Regions from separate parts of the Homo sapiens genome. Here all the other regions are linked to region 3. A link is a contact called in ENCODE Hi-C or POLR2A ChIA-PET data. All regions are on one chromosome and are shown on one strand. The core of a region is the stretch at or near the end of the contact, and the rest is flanking DNA. Distances in the headings are between cores, read along the strand shown.

The links. A loop is a pair of places that touch in the nucleus more often than their neighbours do. ChIA-PET counts read pairs that join two places held with the same protein, here RNA polymerase II (POLR2A). Pooled maps may share reads with other maps.
Region 1: a loop to region 3 is called in a pooled map, with 8 times the contacts of the local background. The contact joins the promoter of ETNK1 here to the promoter of ETFRF1 in region 3. A Hi-C loop is called at or near these places in 8 of 50 pooled maps.
Region 2: a loop to region 3 is called in a pooled map, with 15 times the contacts of the local background. The contact joins the promoter of CCDC91 here to the promoter of ETFRF1 in region 3. A Hi-C loop is called at or near these places in 9 of 50 pooled maps.
Region 4: a map of CD8-positive, alpha-beta T cell shows a loop between it and region 3 (14-fold over the local background). The contact joins the promoter of MRPS35-DT here to the promoter of ETFRF1 in region 3. A Hi-C loop is called at or near these places in 1 of 168 maps with a recorded cell type or tissue (CD8-positive, alpha-beta T cell) and 5 of 50 pooled maps. POLR2A ChIA-PET finds 5 or more read pairs at or near these places in 1 of 52 experiments (K562).
Region 5: a loop to region 3 is called in a map of CD8-positive, alpha-beta T cell, with 5 times the contacts of the local background. The contact joins the promoter of PPFIBP1 here to the promoter of ETFRF1 in region 3. A Hi-C loop is called at or near these places in 2 of 168 maps with a recorded cell type or tissue (CD8-positive, alpha-beta T cell and naive thymus-derived CD4-positive, alpha-beta T cell) and 5 of 50 pooled maps.

The regions. Positions count from the first base shown.
Region 1 is chr12:22,623,724-22,626,423 of GRCh38, forward strand. It overlaps ETNK1 (ethanolamine kinase 1), which reads left to right and starts at 1,448. Exons shown (of 8, transcript NM_018638.5): 1 at 1,448-1,863. The coding sequence starts at 1,708. ETNK1-DT (ETNK1 divergent transcript) reads right to left here and starts at 1,323. Exons shown (of 4, transcript NR_135030.1): 1 at 950-1,323. RefSeq lists enhancers at 1,093-1,162, 1,693-1,862, 1,882-2,571.
Region 2 is chr12:28,189,114-28,191,813 of GRCh38, forward strand. CCDC91 (coiled-coil domain containing 91) reads left to right here and starts at 1,343. Exons shown (of 13, transcript NM_018318.5): 1 at 1,343-1,528. LOC729291 (a long non-coding RNA gene) reads right to left here and starts at 1,625. Exons shown (of 1, transcript NR_148936.1): 1 at 1-1,625. RefSeq lists silencers at 1,310-1,359, 1,390-1,819, 2,503-2,700.
Region 3 is chr12:25,193,821-25,196,520 of GRCh38, forward strand. ETFRF1 (electron transfer flavoprotein regulatory factor 1) reads left to right here and starts at 1,417. Exons shown (of 3, transcript NM_001001660.3): 1 at 1,417-1,517. It overlaps DNAI7 (dynein axonemal intermediate chain 7), which reads right to left and starts at 1,340. Exons shown (of 16, transcript NM_018272.5): 1 at 1,256-1,340. The coding sequence starts at 1,258. RefSeq lists an enhancer at 1,658-1,777.
Region 4 is chr12:27,709,451-27,712,150 of GRCh38, forward strand. It overlaps MRPS35-DT (MRPS35 divergent transcript), which reads right to left and starts at 1,297. Exons shown (of 5, transcript XR_001749448.2): 1 at 1,213-1,297. It overlaps MRPS35 (mitochondrial ribosomal protein S35), which reads left to right and starts at 1,382. Exons shown (of 8, transcript NM_021821.4): 1 at 1,382-1,505. The coding sequence starts at 1,394. RefSeq lists enhancers at 813-892, 923-1,002, 1,013-1,802.
Region 5 is chr12:27,522,895-27,525,594 of GRCh38, forward strand. It overlaps PPFIBP1 (PPFIB scaffold protein 1), which reads left to right and starts at 1,312. Exons shown (of 30, transcript NM_003622.4): 1 at 1,312-1,471. RefSeq lists enhancers at 129-730, 628-1,087, 1,334-1,934.

The DNA.
Region 1 (2,700 bases), core at 198-2,697, 2.6 Mb before region 3:
AAGTGGAAGGAACACACACTCTAATGTTTCTTGTAGAAAATTATGCCTAAATCTGGCAGGGCGCGGTGGCTCACGCCTGTAATCCCAGCACTTTGCGAGGCCGAGGTGGGTGGATCACCTGAGGTCAGGAGTTCGAGACCAGCCTGGCCAACATGGTGAAACCCATCTCTACTAAAGATACAAAAATTTGCTGGGCGTGGTGGCACGCGCCGGTAATCCCAGCTACTCGAGAGGCTGAAGCAGGAGAATCCCTTAAACCCGGGAGGCGGAGGTTGCAGTGGGCCAAGATCGCGCCATTGCACTCCAGCCTGGGCGACAGAGTGAGGCTCCGTCTCAAAAACAAAACAAAAAAAAACAGAAACAAAAAACAAACAAAAAAACCACTAAATTTGAAAAATGTTAAATCAACTTCTTTGCTGTATTATAAAGCTCCATTTCCACCCCTCTTTTTAGTTTAGGAAGTTTACCGTTATCGGTGAAGTAATTATTTTGTTAATTACAAAGGTAAGTAGGTTCTTTCTGAACAATCAGGATGTAAACTTAATGCTAGTGAAGTAATTAAACATTTTGAATGTTAATTAAACTCAGTCCAGTTAAGGGTTTTATTTACTACTAACAAACGTATTCACCGTGTGCTAAGTGCTGCAGGGAATCCCAGCCCGTTTTCCTCCATCTAAAAGGAAAATTAGGAGGTCCCAATACTTTACTTGTAGATTTTCCAGTTTCTACCATTCCCTGTAAGGCACTGAGACGCAAGATTTCAAGGCCCACTCGGGGTACCCTGGCATGGACATCGAGTCGTTCTAGCGCTGAGCTTCAAAACTATTCCTTTCCTTCCCTTTCTTCTTCATACCAGACTCTAATCTGTTCTCCCTAGCTTCGAATTATTCACTGTATGGTCGAACATCTTACTCCACAAATAACCTCTGAAGTGTTGCAGTTGTCTTACCCAAATACCTGAACTCAGCTTGTCCCGAGTACTGCGATCCCGCGTACTGCTAATGGGAATATAGTTAACCCAACTAGTATGAGGTCCCCAGTACACAGCAGCTCCAAGATCAAGGCGACCGAGTAACACTGCTTGCCTAGACTCAGGCCAAGTTCGGAGAGTGATCCTGGGGTTATTTTAGAACGTGTCCCTTGCTTCCCAGAAAAATTCAGTCGTTAACTCAAGTCCAGATGCCCAATGACCATTCGGATAAGGTGAGCTAAAGCTTCAATGCCTTGAGGGGCTTGGCAGGGCTCGGGCTCATCCCGGAGAAGCAGCCCCGCTTTCCAGACTAGCAGTTCCCAGGGATGGGTGTGTGCTAATCGCAGGCCAACAAGCCCAGCGCGGTACAGAGGTCCCATTGTGACCGGAGGCGAGAAACCCCGCCTCGGCACCCTGACGCAGCGCAGGACCCGCCCCGCGCGTGACGCCAGCGTCAGGCCAGCCCCGGCATGCTCTGCGGCCGCCCGCGGTCCAGCTCCGACAACAGGAATTTTCTCCGAGAGCGGGCCGGGCTCAGTTCAGCTGCTGTCCAGACCCGGATCGGCAACAGTGCCGCCTCCAGACGTTCTCCTGCCGCTCGCCCGCCCGTCCCAGCGCCCCCAGCCCTCCCGCGAGGGCGCCCCGGGACGGAAGGATCCACCAGTCTGTCGGCGCCCGCCGTTCTCGTGGTCGCCGTCGCCGTCGTCGTGGTGGTAGTCTCCGCCGTCGCCTGGGCCATGGCCAATTACATCCACGTCCCTCCCGGCTCCCCGGAGGTGCCCAAGCTGAACGTCACCGTTCAGGATCAGGAGGAGCATCGCTGCCGGGAGGGGGCCCTGAGCCTCCTGCAACACCTGCGGCCTCACTGGGACCCCCAGGAGGTGACCCTGCAGGTAACGCCCACACCTCAGCTCTGGGTCTCTTATGCCCCTCACGCGGCTCTGGGGGTCCTCACCACAATCGCCTCTGTCCCACGATGACCGAGGAGGACCTAGGGCAACATCTCCTTAAGTCTATTGGGAAGTGACCCTGTATTTCCCCTCACACCTAGGAGGGTCACTCCCCCTTCCCGTCGCAGTTGCTCTTTGAGATTGACCTGAGGCACATTTTCTCTTTCTAGAAGCCGCTGCGTAAGTGACGGACCCATCCACGGGGGGAGATTCCTGCTGATAGTTGCCCCTCCTCCCACTCCCCAGTCCACGGTCACTGCAAAATGAACCTTTCCACTCCCCTTGCACGGGGTCCTCGTCTACCTCCTCCCCTCCCACCAGTAATGCAGTCATTAATCCTCTCTGATCTTTCCTTCCTCTCCCCTCCCCCTGCGATGTGCTTTCATTGATGCCTCACACTGCGTTTTGTCTTCCCAAACCCTAGCGTACTCAATTCCCAAAGTAATGACCACGACCATGCATCGCTAGGTCGGTTCTTAGGCAGCACCACACACATTGTTTTGTTTGAGTCGATATTTCTGAATTATTAAAGTCGTCTTACTGAAATTAATACCTGATACTAGAAGGAGCAGTGGCTTGTGACTGTTTCCTTTTCATGAGACACCGTGTTGATAGAGAAAAAATTGGGAGGAAAAAAATCCCTGAGACTCTAGGAGTTTTCTAATAAGTTGGAAGTTATGATTTCCACTACGTGATTTTTTTTGAATACTAATCTGTTTTTAGCTTTAGTTTCAGGAACTAGATACAAAAATAGATCTCTTTTTCTCCTTTTCCCTTGCA
Region 2 (2,700 bases), core at 93-2,592, 3.0 Mb after region 3:
ATACAAGTGAGAAGTGGTCCTTGACTTGGTAGTCTAGTAGACAGATAAAAAAATATGTGTAAGAAAGCATTACATTTCTTACAATAGAAATGTTTTTTGTATGCATAAAGAAGGGGGTGGGCTGGAAAAAGAATGTAGTCAAGGTGACTTGCTCAATACTGAAACTGCTCATTAACTACTTAGGCCAGCACTTATGGCAGACTTGTCAGGATGCCTTGCTAATATTTTCCACTTCCAGTACAGAACAGAGATTACAGGTTTAAGCCAATTTTGTTCAACAGATGAGAAACCCAGTGTCCAAGGATGAAAGAATACTTGTTATACAAGGAATGTGAATATTCCAGAGATTTATGCTCAAAGTCCCCAGGTTAGTGTCTTTCTTTCTCACTAGACTGTAAGCTTCTTGAAGACAAATATCTTGAGTGTTACCTTGCTCACTCTTGAATTGTCAAAACTTGGCCCAGGACTAGGTATGTGGTATACAATCAATAAAAATTTGTTGAATGAATGTTCTTCAAAATCCTTCCATGGCAAAAACAGAAGAAACATTCACGAGTGGACTGCTAGTTGACTGTTTCTCTCATCGCTATTGACAGTCTGAAATGGACAAAGACATCTATATAATCATTCCTTCCTTTCAAATAAATAATCTGTGAATTACGCTATTCTTTTCCTATTGCTTCAGGACAAGCTATTTGACAGAAAGCTTTTAAGAAAGGCTTTGCAAGAAAACTCTGCAACAGAGATGGCACGTATGAATTGCTGTGATCTGGAGTTGAAGACAAGAACAAAAGTAACTCTAGAGCAGAATTCTTTGACCAAAGTCATCTTACTGGTTGGCGGAGGCTCTCAGTCTACTTGCATCCGGTGCTTGAGAGTTCAGACAGGCAAAGATGAGAGGTAGCATCTAGTCAACATCCATTTCTTGAGCACTTACTACATGTCAGCCACTTTGCTTAGTCCCCGGTTTTACTGTGCTCTGCTAGGAAGTGGTGAAGAGATTCGGCGGGATCTTCTTAGGACCAATCCTACAAAGTTCCAGATGGAACTCATTTTGATTTGGGGGACGGTTTACTTGCAGGGATTAGGTGGAGAAACAGGGCCTGCTACTCAAGAGGAATGAGAAACTGTAACTAACAGGAGGTAGACTGGGAAGGAGCATGGCAAAGTCACCCCTTTTCACAGGGCAACGCTCCAAAGACCACGCTCAAGCTGGGGTGGCAGGGCTCTGAACATGGGGCCCCGACCCGGGCCTCGGCCTGGGGCCACGTGACGCGCGTGTTTACGTTGAGTGACGGGCGCTGTGTTGGGCGGGCCTTGGCGGAAATCAACTTCCGGGGGCAGAGGTGTTCGAAGCCGGGTGGTGCGTGGGCTACCCCAACCTGTGTGGCTGGGCCGCGGTCTCCCCTCAAGGGCCTGGGGCCGTGCCTCGGGTGTACGCGTAGGGGTCTGTGTGCTGGGGGTGGCTCACCGGGCAGCGTGGGTGAGCGGCGCAGCGGCGGCAGCGGAGAGCGAGAGAGGGGAGCAGGTAAGTGAACGCTCGCCTTCCGGGGCCTGGGTCTTGGGGTCGGGGCCGCGCGAGGCGAGCGGAGAGCGCCCCACCGGGGGAGGAGCGCGGACGAGCTTCCGCCGCCTGCAGCCCGCCTGCTGCGGCCTCGCCCTTGGCTGTCGCAGCGACCAGGAGTCAGGGGGCGTGACCAACCTCCTGCGGGAACGGAGCCAGCTCCCGGGGGTGGGAGTGCCCACTCGTTCCTGCGCTCGCCGGTGGGTACCGGTATCTGCACGTCCCAGAATCGAGTGTTTTCGAAAGTCTACGCCCACGAACACGTGATTATTGTGTCACCGAAGCGCCTACCGAACGGAGACCTTGATTCTTGCTTAGATTACACAGAACGCGCCTGGTTTATGTATCCCCTTTTACTTTGCCAAGTACATTGGGGTAAAAGCTCTACAGCGTCTGCCAGCCACATTTCCTTAGAGTTTCTTGGGCCACATGTTGCAATAAAAGTGGCATTTCAGGGTCAAGGCAGGAGCCAGTAACTTTGCCAAGTGGTGAGGTATCCTTCGTCCCCGTTAGCACGCCTCCCTTTCCCAACAATAAAGATATTTTCTCCATCTGCGCGTGTCGCCTACTGCGGAGGAAAGCTTTGGACATGAAACCTATTTTTGGCTTCACTTTAAGGAGTGGAACTCTATTAAAAGCTGCGCTGGTGTTTTTTTGGTAGGATGATGTTGCTGCTGCTACTCTCACTTGCTTCCTTGATGAGAGTTGGGGCAGAGCTCGATTTCCTGGAGGGTAAAGTCTTGGCCACAATTTTAGGTGACTCAGCGGCCCCTTATGAATTCTGACTCTTTCCTTCCCTCCCCTCTCAGCTGTGCGGATACTGATGCCACCTTTCTCTCCAAATATTAATCCGGGTGGGAGTTGGATGATGGTTTTTGGAAGCAGTTTGCATGTTGCGTGGTGGAGTTATTGGAGTGGGCTGACATTTTACTTCACAATTTAAGGCAACCCTTCCCCCCCCCACAATATTTAGTTGGGTGGGGTGACAGGGACTGACAACAAATTCGCTGTTGTGTTCCCTGCTGTCGGAGAGTTCTACACTTAATGATCACCTGATTGCCCTCTGCTACAATTTCTATTGCGTTGAGGGGATTGGTTATACTGTCTGTACCTATTAGGTAAATGTAGTAAGGGTC
Region 3 (2,700 bases), core at 167-2,666:
TTTTTTCTCTTTTTTTTTTGAGACGGAGTCTCGCTCTGTCACCCAGGCTGGAGTGCAGTGGCACAATCTCGGCTCACTGCAACCTCCGCCTCCCAGGTTCAAGCGATTCTCTTGCTTCAGCCCCCTGAGTAGCTGGAATTACAGGTGCGCGCCAACACGCCCGGCTAATTTTTGTATTTTTAGTAGAGACTGGGTTTCACCATGTTGACCAGGCTGGTCTCGAACTCCTGACATCGTGATCTGCCCGCCTCGGCCTCCCAAAGTGCTGGGATTACAGGGGTGAGCCACCGCGCCAGGCCTCCACTCCCTATTTCTTCCCACCATATGTGGAAAACTCGTATTTATACTTTAAAACAGGTTGAAAAGCACCACTCTCCTTCCCTTGTTTCCCCTCACTGAAATTTCATCATTTCCAACTGTGTGTTACCCCATTTTAGATGCTTCAATTGTTACAGTTGTAAAGCTGTATTGTAATTAATTTGTTTAATCTGTATCCTATAAGCAGAGTTGTCGTCATGTTCTTCTTGGTATTCTTGGCTTCTAGCCCAGTGCCAAGTACAAAGAATGCACTCCACATTTTTCCCTTAATTAATGAATTAAATAAGTAATTACATTCTCCACTTCCTCTGGTTTTAATTATAGAAAATGTCTTGATGGAAACCACATTTAAGAAAATCAGAGATACTCTCATAGCTACATGTTGGCCTGTCTCCTTGCTGAAAACATGGCAGTTGAGGAGTGCAGAAAAACAAAATGAGAAGCCTTATCATATTTAACTAATGCAGGATGAGAACCTTGAATCACAAAACAATTCATATTCCCACAAAAGACGACATAAAATATTTTTTCAAAGCAGAGTAAATTGCATTAGCTTTTAATTAACTGCTGGAGAAGTACTAAAACATTTCCGCCAAGTTGCAATAAGAAAATTTAGTGGGAACGTCTATCACTACTGAAAGTTACTAGGTTGGGACCAATTTTCAAGCTTAGCAACATTCGAGATCAGGATACCGTGTGACAGCTTTGACCATCTCCCGTTTGCAGAAACTGGTTTGGGACTCCTACCTGTCCGCCTGGTCCAGGTAAGGAAAGCCATTGCTGAGAAGAGGGCCGACCCACCCCAAGGTATGAGTTATTTCCCAAACCGACCCGCTTCGCTGTAAAATATGACTGGCTCTTGATTACATTATTTAACACTGGTGAAGCAGAATCAGTGGTCGCCCCTCCACCTGTCTGCCTCATTTGCCTTGCTCACCATTAAGAGTCAAGCTCCACTGCAGTAGTCCGCAGAGTCGGAGCAGAAATTGTGTGGACAAACGCTCCCGGGTTGCCCGGACGACAGGCCCCGCCCACTTGAGCTCCAGGAAAAGAGCGCAGCCGCGCGGAGGCTCTTCCGGCCGGCGCCCCGCCCCCTTTACTGACAGGTTGCCCACCTCCCCCAACGCCACCCCGCTTCGCAGTAGACGGACAGAGGAGTCGTAGCGGTCGAGGCTTTTGCGGCTCCGGCGTGCCGGAAAGTGCGTGAGTGCCGCCGCCGGGGAGTTTTGTTCCATTTCCCGGATCCTGGGGTCTGGAGGCGAAATATGCTCTGGGCGAGGACCACCGGGTGTGGGAAGAGGGTTCTGAGCGTCTCCTGACGTTGACGGTTTATTTCCTAGAGTGTGTTGGGTCTTTCTGTGAGGGTTTCGAGAAGGAAACAGGCATGCGACTGGTTCATGCAGCGGACACCCGGTGGGAGGCCTGGGCCTCTGCGGTTTAATCCAGCAGGGGGATGGGGCTCATTCCGCAATTTAAAGAGAGAAATAAGTTGGCTCCAGAGGGTTGGTTATTTTAAGATTAATGACCTTCGGATTCTTCTTTCTGCTCTATTGTTTACTTTCTGTGCAGCGTACGCGTCCTTTTTCCTAAGAGCGCCCTAAACAAGAATTGAAAATGAAGCAATTCCTGGCTAAAATATTCCTTAACATGAAGATCGCTGAGGCCCCAAAGACTCATTAGTTTCCCGAGGTCACAGACTAATTTTACTAACCACACAACCTTTAGAATTTCAGTCTCCTCCCACATGAAGAAACGCCGGCACCTTACACCGACAGGAAAACTACAATTAAGTGAGGCTGTTCTCCTCAAGCCCGACTGAGTTCTCTGTAATTGTAGGGCATACCTACACCCTGTTTTAGCATTATGAGACCTGAAATACTTTTAAATTACTGGCACCATTTCTCATCTCTGAATTATAAGTTTATAATGCTCTATCCCTTCCAGTGTTATTGACTACATGCATTATTCATAGATAAGTAGTAGGACTAAGCTAGTCTTTGTGGGTTAAAGTGTTATTATCCCTATTGTAACCTGTAACTATTATAGGTTGTGTAATAGTTATTAGCATTTTACATCCATATCCTGGTAGCAAGATAAAAACATTTTAATAGCGACTTCGTACAGAGTTCTTACTCAGTTTACCATAGCTGTTTGATATGAAAGTTAAGGCTTCCTTTTAAATTAGTTTCAGTAAAACTAATGTTTAATGATAAAACACCTCAGTCAACTCAAGTTAGGATTCATCGGGGTAAGGAGATAGTTCAGTAATCCCAAGTTACCTTAAAATAGTGGGCTTTTAGAGGAAAGGCTTTACTGAAGCTCTCACTGTATCTACCCCATGGGGAACAATGATTAACAACTTTGGCCACCACATAACCCCCA
Region 4 (2,700 bases), core at 47-2,546, 2.5 Mb after region 3:
AAAAATAGAAAAAATAGGCCAGGTGCAGTAGCTCACGCCTGTAGTCCTATCACTTTTTTGGGAGGCCAAGGCAGGAGGATCGCTTGAACCCAAGAGTTTGAGACCAGCCCTGGCAACACTGTGAGACCTCATCTCTGGAAAAACAATTTTTTTTTTAATTAGCTGGGTGTGGTGGTGCGTGCCTGTAGCCTCAGCTACTTGAAAGGCTGAGGTAGGAGGATCACTTGAGCCTGGGAGGTCAAGGCTGCAGTGGGCCATGGTCCTGCTACCACATTCCAGCCTAGCAACAGAGCAAGACTCTGTCTCAAAAATAATAATAATTAATTAATTAATTAAAATAATTTTTAAAATAAAGAGAAAATAGAGAATTTATTTTATTTTATTTTATTTTTGAGGCGGAGTTTTGCTTTTATTGCCCAGGCTGGAGTGCAATGGCGCGATCTCGGCTCATCGCAACCTCTGCCTCCCGGGTTCATGCGATTCTTCTCTCGAGTAGCTGGGATTACAGGCATGTGCCACCACACCCGGCTAATTTTGTATTTTTAGTAGAGACCAGGTTTCTCCATGTTGGTCAGGCTGGTCCCAAACTCCTGACCTCAGGTGATCCACCCGCCTCGGGATCCCAAAGTGCTGGGATTACAGGCGCGAGCCACCGCGTCCGGCCGAGAATTGTTTTATTAAGGCTTGTATGTTAATTCATCCTACCGTAGAAAATTTAAGAGTGTTCATTAAAAGTTTATTTTCTAGGTCCTGATGAGTTCTGACTTTCTGTAATTCTAAGCTGATCTAACAACAAGCTAACCATATATAGCTAAAAGTTATAGGCTACGTACACGCGGTGTTCACTGTATGCCAACGCTGTACACAAATATTTGTCTATGCTAACTTGTCTGAGATCATACATCCCAGAAGTGGTGAAGTCAAGTTTGAAACCCAAGCACTCTGGCTCGGGATACTGCTTCTCTCCCCTTAGCGCATATTACTGGCATTAGTTGAAGACTTCTTTAATCCAAGTAAATGTAGAAAAGCAACAATTATAAATAACAAGAGTCCCTCGGGTAGACCGCCTGACTCTCGGATCAACTGAGGTTCCACCCAGAGCACGCCCGCCTTCAGTGAGCCGCAACCCCTATCCCTACGGTCTTTATCTGCAATTCTCTACGAACTGATTCACTCGATTTTTAAGGATTTTTTTTGTTTTCTTTTCATTACTTCTTTCAGTTTGGGGGAATCTTCCTGCACATTTGACTCGGCTCTGAGTGCGCAGACCAACGTGTTTCCTCTTTCTCCAGCCTAGGGCGGTGCCAGCCCAGGGAGCCTGCGCTTAGCGGCCCCAGGCCCGCCCCTGACACTGAACGCCGCTTGTCCCCTCCGGCTTGCCGTCCTCGCAGCCATGGCGGCCGCCGCGCTCCCAGCATGGCTGTCTCTGCAGTCGAGGGCAAGGACTCTGCGTGCATTCTCCACTGCCGTCTACTCGGCCACTCCGGTCCCGACACCTAGCCTGCGTGAGTGTCTGTCTCGTCTTCTCTGGGCTTTGGGGGAGGTGCAAGAGCGGAATACCGGCCTCATGAAGGGTGCCGCGGTGGCTGAGCCAGCGCCGCCCGGGGGAGGCCAGTGCGTCCGCTGCCAGGCCCGTCTGGTAGGAAAACCATGGACGTGGGTCTGTGCTCTGCACCCGCGTTGCCCGGCTTCTAGCCGCCTGTTTCTGCCCTGGGTGCTCTGGGAGTTTGCTCAGAAAGCTTACATCCCCCTTCCCCGTGACCTGCTCCTGTGTTGCCCCCGTCCACAGCCCCTGGCACAGGTTACTGGTGCTGTGTTGTTTATCGGGCATCGGCGCTGTTGAACCATGGATTTCCCCAAACATTAAGAGAGTCATACGGCTGTGCTAGGACAAATTGCTGCTCTGAATTCCAGGCCACCAAATGGGCGGCCTTCATTCAACAGGCGTTGATGACCTCCATTTAACAGAGATTGTAGGGATGCTTGATAGCGTGCTTACCCCGGAGGACTCTAGTGGAAAATACAGATTTATTAGCGGAGAAGTGCTATGTAGGGTGAGAGGCGCTGTGATAGAAGTGTGGCTAGAATGACGGGAGCGTTGAGGAGGAGCTGGCGTGAGTCTAATCAATAGGCGGATCCTACCTGTGCTACTTCCTGTTATATCTCTAATTTACTCTCCTCATACTACCAACTATCTAGTTCAGGTGACCATCTCATTTCTACAAGTTTTTTTTCCGTTTCCTGTTTCCCCTCTTGCTCTCCTACATTGAATTCTCAAAACAGCCAAATGAGGTTTTCAAAATTTAGATCTTGTCTTGCTGCTCTCATGTTCAAGATCTACAAATGGTTTCCCATTGTTTTCAGATAAACTATAAATACATTAATCCTTCATACTGGCTCTTCATAGGTCTAATAATTGTCTATTTTTAAATTTTCATTCTTAAATTCTTGGAATACTTAACTCCTATTGTATACCATGCAGTGTTCTAGACACTCACCGGAGATACGGCAAGGTGGGGAAGTCAATAGTATAAACAACCAAACAACTAAATAAGATGTCAGATAGGGTTTAATGCTTTGAAGAAAAATAAAGTAGAGTATTGAGAATGATGGATTTGGGGGGAGTAGTGGCCACAGGATGGTCAGGAAAGATCTTTCTGAGGAAGTGACATTTGAACAGGGCCCCAAGCCATGCAGAGA
Region 5 (2,700 bases), core at 62-2,561, 2.3 Mb after region 3:
GGATTTCGAGACCAGTCTGGCCAATATGGCGGAAACCCCGTCTCTACTGAAAATACAAAAATCAGCCGGGTGTGGTGGTGGGCGCCTGTAGTCTCAGCTACTCGGAGGCTGAGGCAGTAGAATCACTTGAACCCAGGAGAAGGAGGTTGCAGTGAGCCAGATCATGCCACTGCACTCCAGCCTGGGTGGCAGAGTGACCTGTTTAAAAAAAGAAGAAAAAAAAGAGAAAGTTATTAATTCACTATATTTTTAGAAGATGGTGGGTTATATGCTACCTATATCTCATACAAATAAAGCTGCTTTTCACCATTCAGGTCTGCCTGTAAGCAGCATCTGCCTTGAAAGAACCATTTTCTGAGAATCTTTTTCTTCTGTCAGCCAAGGGGATTATACCGCATGATATCTGTCAAGGATAAACGTTAGTTAATTCTTAATTGAGAGCTCAGCCACTACAATTGGTTCCATTCTACAGTAATTATTCTCATGTGGTTTGTGGAACTCAATTGTGAGGTCCCTCCTTCCTCCACCCTTTTCAGTGTGTGCATTGAAACAGCAGCCTTAAGGTCTTTAAACGGGGAAATACATTTTTCTTGCTTCAGAGATTCAATTTTACTTGCCCGAGAAGCTTGTGTGGTGTGATTTTCATCGCTAAAAGCAACAGCAGCCACATGGCTGACAACACCACCACTTAACAATTCAAAGCTCGGTCACCGTTTTCAGGAGTCTCTTCCAAATCTTTCTGAAGTGCTTTTGAAGTTCTACATTCCCCGTCTAAGGGAACACCCAGCAGTCCCAGGATAAAAGGGCAGAAGGGTGAGCTGACGTTTTCCTTTATTTGCATGGCTTAAAGCTAGCCATTTTCTACACCACGCGCCGCCGGGCTTGTACATGCCCGTGTGCCTGTGACACCGAGGCAATTGTTTCTCCTTAAAAAGGGGGTTCGCGTGGGTTAGTTTCGTTTCTGATCTGGAATCTCAGTAACTACAACAAGAAAAGTTTAAAACTCGACCCGCCAGGTTCTTCCCCATCGGATTATCTCCGTTCCTTAGAGATAGCAGGAAGGGCAGCATTTTCTTCCATCCACCCACTTCCAGCCCTAGTCTGGCTCAGCGAGGAATGCATAAAATTAGTGGACTCCTCTGAGTGACGTTCCCCGGCTCCAATCAGCGGGCGCGCAGGCGCCCCCGGCCCCGCCCCACTGCTGACTCTCTTTGGCTGATTCCTGCAGGGAGGGAGGAGAGAAGGGCGGCAGTGGGAGGGGGAGGTACCTGGAACTGGGAGTGATGTCAGCTCCCAGCTCGGTGCCTGCCCGGATTCCTGACATGGTGTAGTGCAGGCAGGGTGGGGAAAGGACGGGGAAGGACTCGTGTGCTGCGAGCTGGCGGCCGGGCCGGAGTGCTGGGGCTTTGAACTCCGAGAGGAGGTGGACCAGAACTTTTGGAACTAGTGCCGGCGGCTCTCCACCCCCCAGGTAAGGGCGTTTTGCTCCACTCCCAGACGGGAGGGAAGTGGCACCGTTGTGTGGCTGCAGCTGGCTGTTGCAGCTGCTCCTCCTCTTCCCCGGGTCGATTTCCTTGTGCAACTCACTCCTGTTTCCCAATGGGAACGGGCACTTTTTGGGGGTGGTGGGGGTGGAGGGGTAGGGCTTAACTCCTGGGGCTTGGACCGAGCTTGTACGTGAAGAATACTCCAGGATTGGACGTTTAGGTCTTGTCTGTATCCTTAGACCCCCACACCCTAGGCTCCCGGTAATACCTGAGAACCCCAACCAGAGGGGCGTGTGTGTCTCTCTGTCTGTGTGTATTGAGGCATTTAAAAATGCCACAAAAAATTATGGATCATCGACTCAAAAATTATGCTCGTTGAAAAGAAAAAAAAAGTTTTGTATTTTTTTGTCTCCTTGTGGCCTATTATATATTAAAAGAATATCAATGTTAGTCTTATATATCAATGTAAAATATCCTTTTGTGTAATCCAGTCAGGATGTGAGAAATTCACTTGGGGTGTTTATTAATTATGAGCTTGCGGGAAAACTCGTCTCTTGGGGGCACACTTCTAAAACTGCAACTAGTATTCACTCATTTTAACCGAGAAATCCCTTCAGCTGCCAGCTTTATATCTGGAGAGGTTAGGATGGCTGCTGAGAATCTTCAGATCTGTTTCCTGTGGCTGCTTGAGGGGCGAGCTGGTAGTTGTGTTTTCAGGGATCTTTTTTAGAGAAGGGAGTTTTAACAGGGAAACGCGGTGGAAGGCGTGGCATATAAACTCTTAATTATAGGGACGTGAAGTTTTCAACATGTGGGACCAAAACAAATCCTTGCTTTCAGTAAGAACTGCGGAGAGCAATAGAAAAAGAACTTGATTTCAAAGTCCAAGTTTGGTATTTTGAGAAAGCAATTGCGGGAGGAAAAAGATACTTTTAAGAAGTGAAAGAATAGAATTCTGATTTTTGTTTATTTCCTATTTCAAACCCTGTCTTTTTCCTATGTGGAGATTTTGTGTGCCCAGGTCACTAACTGGGTGTGATTGACTTTCTCGAGGGGGCGGGGAAATTGACTCCATACACCGATTCAGGACCCTCTCATCAGTGCTTTAAGGCTCTCTTTTGGAGCAGGAAGGAAAAAAAAAAAAAAAAAAAAAAAGTAAGCGCTGAGACTCCTGAGTCAAGTTTCCCCTTTCCTTCACCGAAGTTCCTCCTCA